Linked DNA regions of Homo sapiens: region 2 is linked to region 1. A link is a contact called in ENCODE Hi-C or POLR2A ChIA-PET data. All regions are on one chromosome and are shown on one strand. The core of a region is the stretch at or near the end of the contact, and the rest is flanking DNA. Distances in the headings are between cores, read along the strand shown.

What was found. A loop is a pair of places that touch in the nucleus more often than their neighbours do. ChIA-PET counts read pairs that join two places held with the same protein, here RNA polymerase II (POLR2A). Pooled maps may share reads with other maps.
Region 2: a loop to region 1 is called in a map of IMR-90, with 2.7 times the contacts of the local background. The contact joins the enhancer-like site here to the promoter of ENDOU in region 1. A Hi-C loop is called at or near these places in 3 of 168 maps with a recorded cell type or tissue (IMR-90, endothelial cell of umbilical vein and thyroid gland) and 6 of 50 pooled maps. POLR2A ChIA-PET finds 5 or more read pairs at or near these places in 3 of 52 experiments (CD4-positive, alpha-beta T cell, H1 and activated T-cell).

What each region holds. Positions count from the first base shown.
Region 1 is chr12:47,723,098-47,729,127 of GRCh38, reverse strand. ENDOU (endonuclease, poly(U) specific) reads left to right here and starts at 3,638. Exons shown (of 10, transcript NM_001172439.2): 1 at 3,638-3,769. The coding sequence starts at 3,715. RPAP3-DT (RPAP3 divergent transcript) reads right to left here. Exons shown (of 4, transcript NR_183480.1): 4 at 1-241. RefSeq lists silencers at 1,979-2,038, 3,004-3,123.
Region 2 is chr12:48,147,297-48,153,326 of GRCh38, reverse strand. It overlaps ASB8 (ankyrin repeat and SOCS box containing 8), which reads left to right. Exons shown (of 4, transcript NM_024095.5): 3 at 2,022-2,126; 4 at 3,329-5,538. The coding sequence ends at 3,961. Among named protein-coding and RNA genes, the nearest start is that of ASB8, 7.2 kb to the left of the region's middle. Within about 2 kb of position 3,771, at least 2 of the 41 ENCODE cell types and tissues checked have a DNase peak (open chromatin) inside an H3K27ac peak, as active enhancers do.

The DNA.
Region 1 (6,030 bases), core at 2,389-4,888:
CTCCCAGGAGAACCAGCATCTTCATGTGCCAGGGTCCCCTTGGGAGGTGAGTCTGGGCCTCTCCTGTGATGGGCCAGCTGCAGGGTCCTTCCACACGCAGGTCCTCTGCTGAAATGACGTGGCCTTGGTTTTGCAGGAGAACGAGGATGGTAGAATAGGCTGGCCTGGGCAGGTGTCCCTTTTAGTAGTCCTCTGGGTCAGTCTCTCTCAAGGCCTGTTGATCCTGACAGACCCCAGACACCTGTGGTAGCCCAGAGATGAATGAGGCCTACTTCAAACAATGCCCTAATGCTGAGGCTTATCTGGCTTCTGTCCCACCAGAAACCAATCAGTTCCAGGAAGAGTTTTCCAGCCTAGCCTGAACCCTGCCAGTCCAATAACAGCATAGCCCCTGATGTGTAGTGAGCACTCGATAAATATTTGGCTGATGGAATTCCCACCCTCTATGTCTCTCACAGCTGAGTGCCTCCCAAATCCTTGCCCAAGCAGCCTCACCCTCTTCCCCACTCTCCAGACCTCCACAGAGGACACAACTGCACCATCTCTGTCGCTATTCTCATCATTGAGACACCATCCACCATGCATCTCCCTCCACTCTCTCCCTACCCCAGCTCTCCAGGACCCAGCCTACCACAATTCCCAACTTGCTGGCTGGTCCCACTGTGGCTTCTTGGGAAGTCTGCAAGGATGGAAAGCCCATGTGAGTACCTAATGGCGGGGGGTACTCAGAAAGAGGAGCCGCAGAGTTCTTGGTCCACAACAGGCTAGCAGGGAAGAGAAAGCTGCCTGAAATCTATCTTAATGTATCTCTCTCTCTCTCTCTCTCTCTCTCTCTCTCTTTTTGTGTGTGTGTGTGTGTGTGTGTGTGTGTGTGTATACACACATACATGGACATCTAAGTTTATGAGGCATCTTTGCATGAATATGTATTGATATATTTTCATTTATTGGCTTAATGGATTTTTTCTGCCTTTGTCAGCATGTCTTCGGTTATAAAATCTGGGGTTTGGGAATCCGATCTGCGAAGAGGGCGTATGAGCAGCCGTGGGAGGGCATATCCCAATTCCCCACCCCTCAACCCTCAGCACCAGAGGCAATGAAGGAGAGGCAGGACAAGCACTTAGGGTTGTTTAGGGAGTTGTGACATCCTATGAGAAGTGGAACTAGATGGCAGTTGAGGTCCCTTTAATTCCAGTGAATTTAAATCTAGACTGCTTTGTATAGTAACCAGACATGATTAAGTGGTCGTTCAAAGTGTGATGTTGTGGGGCAATGGAGCAACGGTGCTTATGAGAATGACCCCTGGTCAGATGGATCTGGGTTGAGGCACAGCTGCATAACTTAATGATTGTGTGCTTCTGGGCACGTCTCCTAACCTTTCTGTGCCTCAGTTTCTTCATCTGTAAAATGAGGACAGCAATAGTACCTATTAAGGTTGTAGTGAGAATCAATGAGATAACACATATGATAACACACGTGGTAAGTGCTCAGTCAATGTTGCTGGTGGTTGTTAAGGCTGTTATTCTTATTGAAGGATGCAGTTTTAAACACTTGGGTACTCAGATGAACCATCTGGCTCTATGGAGTCATCCTTAACTGTCTTCCCCAGCTCCAATCCTTGCTCCTGACCTAAAATTCCATTAATGGGGGGAGAGCTCCTGCCCTCAAAACACCATCCCATGGCCAGTTCAGCTGGACACTAGGAGAACCTAGCCAGGCTGTACTCCACTCTGACAGCTTTGGCTTCAGCTAGGGTCCACCCAGCTGGACACTTGGAAGGGACAGACCATTCATTCCCAAATTCTGAGGCATCATTGCTTCCCAGGCCAGCCAGTGACACCCTCCTTTGTCCCCTAAACAACAGGAGTCAGAGACACGTTTATGTGGTGCCAACCCAGGGAGGATGAGGATTCTGAGGGGCAGTGACTCTTCAGCCTGCTTTTGGATTGTGTAAATGAAATCTATGCAAATGAAGCAGCCATTTCTGCTCTTACTCATTCTAACCAGCTCCCTTCTGGGAGAGAAGGGCTAGGCTCACTCTTTAGTTGTGCTTCCGGGCTGGATGCAGTGGCTCACACCTGTAATCCCAGCACTTTGGGAGGCCAAGGTGGGCAGATCACCTGAGGTCAAGAGTTTGAGATCAGGTTGGCCAACATGGTCTCTACTAAAAATACAAAAATTAGCCAGGTGTGGTGGTGCATGCCTATAATCCCAGCTACTCGGGAGGCTGAGGCATGAGAATTGCTTGAGCTGGGGAGATGGAGGTTGCAGTGAGCCGAGATCACACTGCTGCACTCCAGCCTGGGCGACAGAGAGAGAGATTCCATCTCAAAATATATACATACATTGCACTTCCTGTGTGAGCCCCTTGCAAAGTTTGCTTGCCCTAGGCTTGTCCTTCTCTCTACCCCTGAGTCCCTATGTTTGGACTCCTCTCTACACAGCAACAGGCTGGGGGATTCTCTTTAACCCACCAGCAACTGTTCAACCTGGCGCATGGGCAGGAAAACTCGAGATTAAAGTCTGAGAACCTGGAAGGGATTGTCAGATCCAACCCCATCATTTCAGATGAGAAAGCTGAAGACCAGCGAGAGGAAGAAACTTCTCCTGTTAAAGCACACTGGATGAAGACGTGCTCCACTCCCAACCTCCAGAAAAAAATCACTGATAGAGTGGCCTCCACTGTTCACCAATTTTGCCTTTTTATATGATAGTTTTCTTTCCTGAGAGGGTTGAGAATCCCCATGCAGTGCTCTTTCTGGCAAGGGCATCATACTTGGCAGATTTTACCTTTATTATCGGGGAAAACTGGACAGTCACGGGGAGCTGCTCCCCTTCTTTTGGACTTGGAAACAAAAGAACCTCACTGGGGAGGAGTTCCTGAGGAGAGGAGTGTAAGTTGGGGTGAAGGGAGTGAAACCCTGGGCTCCCAGGGGAAGAAGAGTGGGCCTTCGGCTGCCTTTAAGAGGCCTCTTGCCCCTCCCCTGCCTCATAAGGAATCTGAAACGTTTAAACCCCAGAGGCTGACTCAGTAAGAGTCATTTGCATAATATTTTAGAGTGATTTAGCCATGCGCTCGACATGTGGCTGATTTAGCTATGCTGGGCTTGGTGGTCATAAGAATAGCACTGGTTCTGACCGACACATCCTCTATCTCTCTGTCCAATGACCCCAACCCTTGCTTGGGCACTTACTGTTTGTCAAATTTGGACCAATCACCTTACTGTGTGCCAGTGTCATGCTAAGCTCCAGGAATTTGAAGATGAATCCAACCTGTGGCCCCTTGGAAAGTCAGGTCTGAGACTTGGAAGTAGGTGTCTGTTTGGTGGGGATCACCCAAAGATCAGCCCATGGGTGTCCCTAATTTGGACAAAGAACCCTCCAAACTGGACCCATCTTGGTGTGCCTGCCTGCATGACCTATTTTTTAAGCTGCAAACAGCTAGCATTACCTGTTCTCAACATCTGGCATTACCTACCTTCTTAGTCACCTTCCCTCAGGCTTCAAACAGCTGTAGGGCCCCACCTCCTATCCATCTAGGGTCCCTCCCTCCCCTTTTTCTTCCTGAAAGGATCTGGAGACACCAGCTCCACAAGTCCTGGTGTCTTTAAAAGGATCAGCTTGAGGAATAAGGCTCGTCTGAGAGCTGTGACATTCATCTGACTCTAGTGAAAGTCCAACAGCCACTCCCTTTTTGGCCTCCAACTGGGCACCATGAGGGCCTGCATCTCCCTGGTATTGGCCGTGCTGTGTGGCCTGGCCTGGGCTGGTAAGTCACTATCTGGCGGGCATGGGATTGCTGGTGGGGCGGGATCTTGCCTAAAGAAGCAGAGAGTTGGAGAACTTGGTAGAGGGCAGGGCCGTGGGACAAGGGAGGGTGAGCTCTGTCCTAAAGCCGCAGAGCACTTTTGGGTTGTCCTTGTCTGAGGGTGCAGGCGTTGGTCCCGGAATGGACTGGACTATGTGGAGAGAGTTGCAGGGCTGATGGTCTGATTTCATGGAATTCCCTTCTTGACACCTTGGAGGATCAGCCCCAAATATCCCTTAGTCCAGCCTGACTTTTGATCTCCCCAAGATTTTGTTGTCTGGGGCCACTGTAAGGAATAAAGCTAGGGCTGGTGTCCATGGGGTCTGAGTGGCCTGGCTGCCCTTGGTCACTCCTTCCACTGCCTGGTGACAGGTGAGGTTGTTTAGGGTGTGATGTTACTTTGGGTAGAGCCTTAGGAGGTGGGCAGGCTTAGGAGGAAACTGAAAGGACCTTTGACCAGGAGGTGGGCCTCGTCCTATCTGGGGCTGTACAGGGGTCAGAGGAATGGATCTCTGTTGCAGTGTTAGGAGAATTGAAGAATACAGAAGGGACCTGGCCCACAGTTATGAGAGGTCCAGGGGATGGGACTGGCAGAGGAACAGGACCATGTTCCTGTTTAGTAACTGTGCAAAATGCTGGTGCTGATGGGTTAATTGGTAGCTAGTGGGTGGGTGGGAAGGAGTGCCAAGGGAGGGGCTGAGCTGAGGAGTGTGGGGAGAATCCTCCTCTGCCCACAGGAGAAAGAATCCTTCCACTGGGTTGCTCCTGTGTAGGACTGTGGAAAGGATTAAATGAAATAATGTATGAGAAGCACCTGGTGCAAAGTGAGATCTCAGTGAACTGGAAATTCGCTATGATTATGACTATAAATTTTCTTGGGAGAAACTTCCGCTTGGGGTCATTTCCAACTGGGTTGTGGAAAGGAGACCCTTATGGGATTTCTAAGTGGAAAACCCCTGGAAGAGGAAGTTGTGCCTCCCAACCATGGATGAGATAGTGCATCTTACCAGAAACCAGCTCTGCCTGGGCCCTAGTGGGTGGAGAGGCAGTGGGAGAGCATGAGGGTGGGCCTGGGAGCCACCAGCCTCAGCCCTGTTGGTTGGGAGGAAGGTGGAACTTGGGGGCTTAATGTGTAGGGGTGGCCAGCGGGCTTGGCATATTCCAGCCTTAGGGAAGGAGAGCAACTCTGGATATTTGGTCCCTGGGGGGCAGAGGTAGCAGTGGCTTTAGAAGTGCAGGTGGAGCTCTTGCTGCTAGGTCGGAGGGCAGTATCTGCTTTGGCTGTGGGATCGATGGGGAAGTGAGGTCAAGTGTATGAGGCTTCCTAAGGTGGCAGGGAAGAGGCTCTGCACTTGTTGATACTATCCCAACATCTCAGAACTGAGAGGCAAGAATATGAATCACATGGGGAATCACTGACAGCCTCAGGTCCTCCTTTATGAGCTGGATGTCTGTGGAGAACCTTGGTTGATTTTTTTGGTTGTGAATGGAGGCAGGAAGCTAGTCCAAGGGGTGAGGCTTCTTGGTTGACTAGGTCTCCATGGAAACAGCATCTGGGGCCTTCTAACGGTACAGATGTGTAGGATGTCCCAGTCATCAGAGGGGCTGAGCACCAGTGTACAGGGACACTGTGTCCACCCAGGCTTGGGACCAAGCTTCCTTGATGGCCAGTATGGATAGGGAGTGGCTGTTCTGGCATATTGAAGTCTTAGAAAGTGCAGAGAAATTGAGCATTTCTTGGGGGAATGGAGGGAGAATCTGAACCCGAGAGAGGAAAGGCTCAGATGAAGAAAGGCAGAGAGTCAGAGAGGTGAGGCAGAGGAACAAGAGGCACAGGTTACTACAGCAGTGATTCAGGCACCTGGCTTGGGGAGCAAGGCTTACTCAGAGTGTTGGTGTTAATGGTGCAGTGTGGGGATGCTGGAGTGAGTTGTTAGGGTGACTAGTTACTCATCAGAGTGTCCCCAGAATGTCACAGCAAAGTGCCTATGAGGAAAAGTTCCTCCCACCCCTGCACTCCACTGTCAAATCCCAAGGTCACCTTGAAGCAGACTAAGTGCACAGAGAAATGTGAGAAAGTGCTGGCATGGGGCTCTTGCTGGAGACAAAGTTCTTGAGCAGAGATGAAAAAGCCCACTCAGCTTGGGCCGGCGGGGGTGCTCTCCTGCACGTCCAGCTGACTGCTCGCTTGCAACCCTTCTCAACTGGTGCCAGCTGCTGGA
Region 2 (6,030 bases), core at 2,522-5,021, 420 kb before region 1:
AGTGGGCAAAATCCTCATGGATCACAGATTTGCAGCTTTGACTCAACCCAAGATCACAGGGAGTTTTTACATTTTGCTAACTGCATTAACTTGATCATTAAAATGTATTTCCCCTATGTTTGCTTCGCTTCCCTTCTCCCTTTCACTTTGTGTATCTGATATTTTTCTTCATGGAATATGTTCTCAATAACCCTAGTCTCATGTTCTTTGTAAAATATCTGAGTACGATGCATATGTAATCCATTGAGCTCAAAGTCTTCTATACATGTTTTATTAAGGGAGGAGGTGAGCAAAGCAGAGGTGGTTTTTATTTTTATTTGTTGAGACAGGGCTTCACTTTTGTCACCCAGGCTGGAGTGCAGTGGCACAAACATGGCTTACTGCAGCCTTGACCTCCTGGGCTCAAGCGATCCTCCCACCTCAGCCCCCTCAAGTAGCTGGGACTACAGGCACATGCCACCCATGTCCAGCTAATTTTTTTTTTTTTAATTTTTTGTAGAGATGGTGTTTCACCATGTTTCCCAGGCTGGTCTTGAATTCTCATGCTCAAGCAACCCACCTGCCTTGGGTTCCCAAAGTCGTGGGATTAGAGGTGTAAGCCACTGTGCCTGGCTACAGAGGTGGTTTTTAAATCCTTGTGAGCCTTTCTTCATACCTGGGTTACAATAATTACATGGAGAGATTTTTTACTTACATTCTATGTTAAAAGCAGCTACCACTTCTAGCTCTGTAGAGGATATCAACCTCTAAAATGCATGGTAATTATAGTTTAAGAAAACACCTTAACCATCGGATGTTTAATCATGGCCCTTCAATAATTGTTATGTGACTAGTATCCTAGAAGGTCTTTACTATCCTCTTCTATTTATTTTTCTTGTTGAAGAGAAGTTACACAGTTTTTGATCACCAGAAAATGCATCCAGATGGTTACTTGTGTATATTCTAAGACTTCAGGCTCGTCATTTACAGCCTAGATCTCTGTAGCTGCTTCAGAGTTATTGGACACAACTGAAGAAGGAAAAGTCATGCAGTGTTAGCTTATTGTCAGCAAAAGTAGTGTCAGGAGACTCCGCGGTAGAAACCTTGTAACATTCTAATTCTAGCTCTGCTGCTGAGTCATTCAGTGACTTTGGTCTGACTGGTATCTCCATCTCCCTTGATTTTTTTTTTTTTTTTGAGACGGAGTTTCGCTCGTCGCCCAGGCTGGAGTGCAATGGCGCGATCTTGGCTCACTGCAACCTCCGCCTCCCAGGTTCAAGCGATTCTCCTGCCTCAGCCTCCCGAGTAGCGGGGATTACAGATGCCCGCCACCACACCCAGCTAGTTTTTGTATTTTCAGTAGAGACCGGGTTTCACCATGTCGGCCAGGATGGTCTCAAACTTCTGACCTCAGGTGATCTGCCCACCTCAGCCTCCCAAAGTGCTGGGATTACAGGTGTGAGCCACTGTACTCGGCCTCTCCTTTGATTTTGAATAGAAGCACCAGCAAAGGCTAGATGGTAAAGAATACTGATACTAAGAGGCTACTTTGAAGATGTTTATAAAAAAGGAAAAACCGTGTTAAGATGATGCCACTATTAATGATGGTCATTTGTTGAATGGACAAAAGAGCATGCCATTTCTGGCCTCAGTCTGACAGACTCACTTTCCTACTTTTCCAGAGCATGGTGGCCATAGAAAGTGGATTGCTGGTCCAGCTTTCCTGCCTGATGATAAGGTTTCCAGTGCTTTGATACATAAGATTGTCTTCAGTGATGTCCAGGTGACCATCTGGCAGCCTCCCTTGTGGAGAAACTTAGTAACTTGATCTAAGGAATTAACAGTTCCTTTCCTTCATCTTCAGTGTACTCCTTTGGTTTGGACATTGACATAATATTAATAGAAAAGGAAACAGGAACTAGCACTGTATCTATAAAATAGTGAGAGTTAGAACTCTCTGTCCCCTGGACTCAGTTCTGAATTCTGTCCTGCTGGGCAAGCCAGAGCTGAACACACTGACTGAAGTTGTCTTCTGCCCACAGGGAGCAGATGTGAACTGCACTCATGGCACACTGAAGCCCTTGCACTGTGCCTGTATGGTGTCAGATGCTGACTGTGTGGAGTTACTTCTGGAAAAAGGAGCCGAGGTAATGTTTTTAACACATTCACATTAATGACTCACTAAAACTTGAGCTTCATGTTTTCTTAGAATTTCTCCCCATCACTCCTCCATCTCTTCCCTCCTCCAGTCTGAACTTCTAACTCAAGGTAATGTTGGCATAGCCAATATTAAGGAAAATGTAATGGTAAATATATAAAATGATCTAAGGATTTCATTCTTTTACCTTTCTGTCCCCACCCTGCTTGCCCCCATTGTATGGTGCTGATACTCTGCCTTTCTTTCTTCTCCTTAACTTAAGCTGTCACTGGCCATCACTTCAGGAAGCTTACCTTGTAGGGGCTGTTTATATTTCCGTTTAATCTTCTCATTGCTTATTGTCTATCCAGGAGATATAAATGCAGAGATCCCTCAACTCTGATTAAATCTAAAGTACCCTTAAAAGTACTTAAAGTACTTAAGAAGTGGTACTTAAGATAGGTTTTAGCCAAATAAAAGGTTGAATTTACTTAAATGTTTCAGGGTTTTTTTTTGTTTTTGTCTTTCATTAATGAGGGTATATGCTATTTGGAAATTTGAAGAAAAAAACTACAGGTGATGCTGACTGTCAGCAAGCCAGCTGCTTTTCCAGCACTGGGAGATTTGTGCTCTTCCTATCACATGCTTTCATTTGGGTTCTCTTGTGAACCCACAGCATATTTTTGCAAAGGTCTGACTTATATTCTAACATTTTGAATTTCTCTGTATGGTTAAAGAACTTAGCAAAAGCTATGTTTTTCAGTTTGGTTGCTACATTAGCCACAGGGTACAGAAAGGGTCAGGGTAAGTAAAATAATCCAAAACTCTGTATAGTCAAGCAGCTTTCCAGTAATGTTTCAGAGCAGTTACGGGGACTTAGACTTCCTCTATTCCTGCCTTACCCCTTACTCTGTGGTAGAGATTCTAATGAATAGATAAAAGAACATTGCAGCAAAAACCAAAATAATGCAGACCAGCTAGTCAGTGCACATAATAGTGTTGACTGTTTGAGGACAGTTCTTTTCCTTTTTGCTCCTAAGCTCCTGTCATATCTTCATCTTTATCACCAGGACTCCCTGGGAGTTGCTTGCTGACCCTCCTGTTCAGAGCACTGCATAGCAAAGGTAGTGGGTAACCATGCAAGCTTCTTTGCTGCTGTCCTGTCTTCCTCTCAGTAGTCTGTCTACTGTAATAGTTCCTCCCTTTTTACAGGTGAATGCCCTGGATGGGTATAACCGAACAGCCCTCCACTATGCAGCAGAGAAAGATGAGGCTTGTGTGGAGGTCCTATTGGAGTATGGTGCAAACCCCAATGCTTTGGATGGCAACAGAGATACCCCACTTCACTGGGCAGCCTTTAAGAACAATGCTGAGTGTGTGCGGGCTCTCCTAGAGAGCGGGGCCTCTGTCAATGCCCTGGATTACAACAATGATACACCGCTCAGCTGGGCTGCCATGAAGGGAAATCTTGAGAGTGTCAGCATCCTTCTGGATTATGGCGCAGAGGTCAGAGTCATCAACCTAATAGGCCAGACACCCATCTCCCGCCTGGTGGCTCTGCTAGTCAGGGGACTTGGAACAGAGAAAGAGGACTCTTGCTTTGAGCTCCTCCACAGAGCTGTTGGACACTTTGAATTGAGGAAAAATGGCACCATGCCACGAGAGGTGGCCAGAGACCCGCAGCTATGTGAAAAACTGACTGTTCTGTGCTCAGCTCCAGGAACTCTAAAAACACTCGCTCGCTATGCCGTGCGCCGTAGCCTGGGACTCCAGTATCTCCCCGATGCAGTGAAGGGCCTTCCACTGCCAGCTTCTTTGAAGGAATACCTGTTACTTTTAGAATAGCCGGAGAAGATGTTTGCACCATCGTGCAGGCAGCTCTGGGTGAGGTTGTCCCTGCAGTACTCCTTGTCACAGAAAACAGAAAAACAGTTGTTCCTGTTGTGTGGTTTATAGATTTCGAAGCAACATGTCACAACAATAACCTCCATAGCACCTCCCCTTCCCAAACCAAACAACCCAACAAAAAAAATCCCTCACTTTTGTTTTCTGTTTATTGCTTACCTGGCTTTTTATATTGCATTTTGCAAAAGAAGAGGTCTCCCTCAATCCTCCCCTTTAGGGAAGGAGTCAACAGTGTAACTAAATTTCTCTAGGAAGATGGAAAGTACTTAAATAATGTGTGTGTGGTTTTCCTTTGGGGACGTGGTTAACGGTCCAGAAGAATCCCTTCTAGAAAGCATTTTAGGCCAGCCATGGTGGCTCACGTCTGTAATCCCAGGACTTTGGGAGGCTGAGGCAGGTGGATCACCTGAGGTCAGGAGTTCGAGCCCAGCCTGACCAATATGATGAAACCCCGTCTCTACTAAAAATACAAAAATTAGCTGGGCATGGTGGCATGCGCCTGTAATCCCAGCTACTCAGGAGGCTGAGACAGAAGAATCGCTTGAACCTGTGAGGCAGAGGTTGCAGTGAGCCAAGATCGCGCCATTGCACTCCAGCCTGGACAACAAGAGCAAAACTGTCTCAAAAAAAAAAAAAAAAAAAAAAAACCATTTTAATTGATCTGTGAAAAAACTTAAGAAAATCACAATTTCAGCTAACAGCAATTGTGTCCCAAAGATGAAGATACTATAACCTCAAATGGTGCAGATCCAGAACTGGGCTGGATGACATCCCTACTGTGCCATGTCCTGGGGCATTTGGAAGGGACTGGACCTCTTTCCCCTCATCAAAGGAAACAGCAGTCTTTGCCTCTTTCTGTTGGTTGTGCCCAAGGGCTACAGTAGCTCTGAAATAACAAGAGCTCTGTAATAACAGTAATAAATAGCTCTGAAATAACAGTCCTAAGAACTCCTAAAGTCCTGAGAACTTTTCTTGTAATGCAGCTTTTTCTCTTCCTGAGAAACAGTGTGTTCTAATGGGATTCCCAGGCAGTTCCTACACCTACGGTGTGTGTTCCAGCAGGGAGGAGTTATGGGCTGGGCTGCCTTTTCCCATGGGTCTTCATTCCCAATGGAAAGTTCACTCTGCTTAGTTTGGAATTATTTTTCTTTCAGTTGTTCTGGAACCTTTGCTTTTTATTGATTTATACAATACAATTGGTGGGAGGGTGGACTTGGGATGGGAGTGGGAAAAGCATGTAAGAGCTCCTTTTGTGATGGTCCATCTACCCAAAAGAGATCTGCTTTAGTGAACGATACTCTTTCATTTTTCTAAATTAGATCAAGTTGTTATTGATTTTAGATGACTTGTATGCAAATTTGAAAAACTTTTTTTTTTAAAGCTGATTGGGAACTACAAACAATGAATGGAATCTACTGACACAGCTAATTGGAAAACAGATGTCTTCTTCTGTCCTATTGATGCTGGTGTTTAAAAAACATCACTTAAAAAAAAAGAATAAATAGTTCTAAAAGCAAGTTTGGCAATTTCTACTTTTCCTACTTTTCTCCAACCCCCCTTAGAAAAAGTTCTTCGTTTACTGCCTGGCTGTTCTATGTAACTTTCCATCCCAACCTTTCTCCCATTAGCAGCAGTGATTCTGGGCATTGCTGGAGTGAACAGGAGGGCTTGGGCAGAGTATCTGAAGAGCTTCCCCTTCCTTTATACCTTCTCCCACCCCAAATTTGGAATTACTGCTTTTATGTTCTCAACTCCAGCTGCACATAAAATCACTAAGGAAGCTTTTTAAAAACACTGGTGCCAAGATTTCACCTCATACCAATTCTTTGGAATTTTCTGGGGTAGGACTGGGGGCTTCAGTGCTTCAAATATAGCCAGGAATGAGATTCCACTGTGTTAGTCAGTGGTTCTCAATCCTAGTTATTAATTAGAACCACCTAGGAAAATTTTTAAAAATACTAAAGCCCAGGCTCCACCCCCAGAGATTGATTTAATTGGTCCAAAGCAGA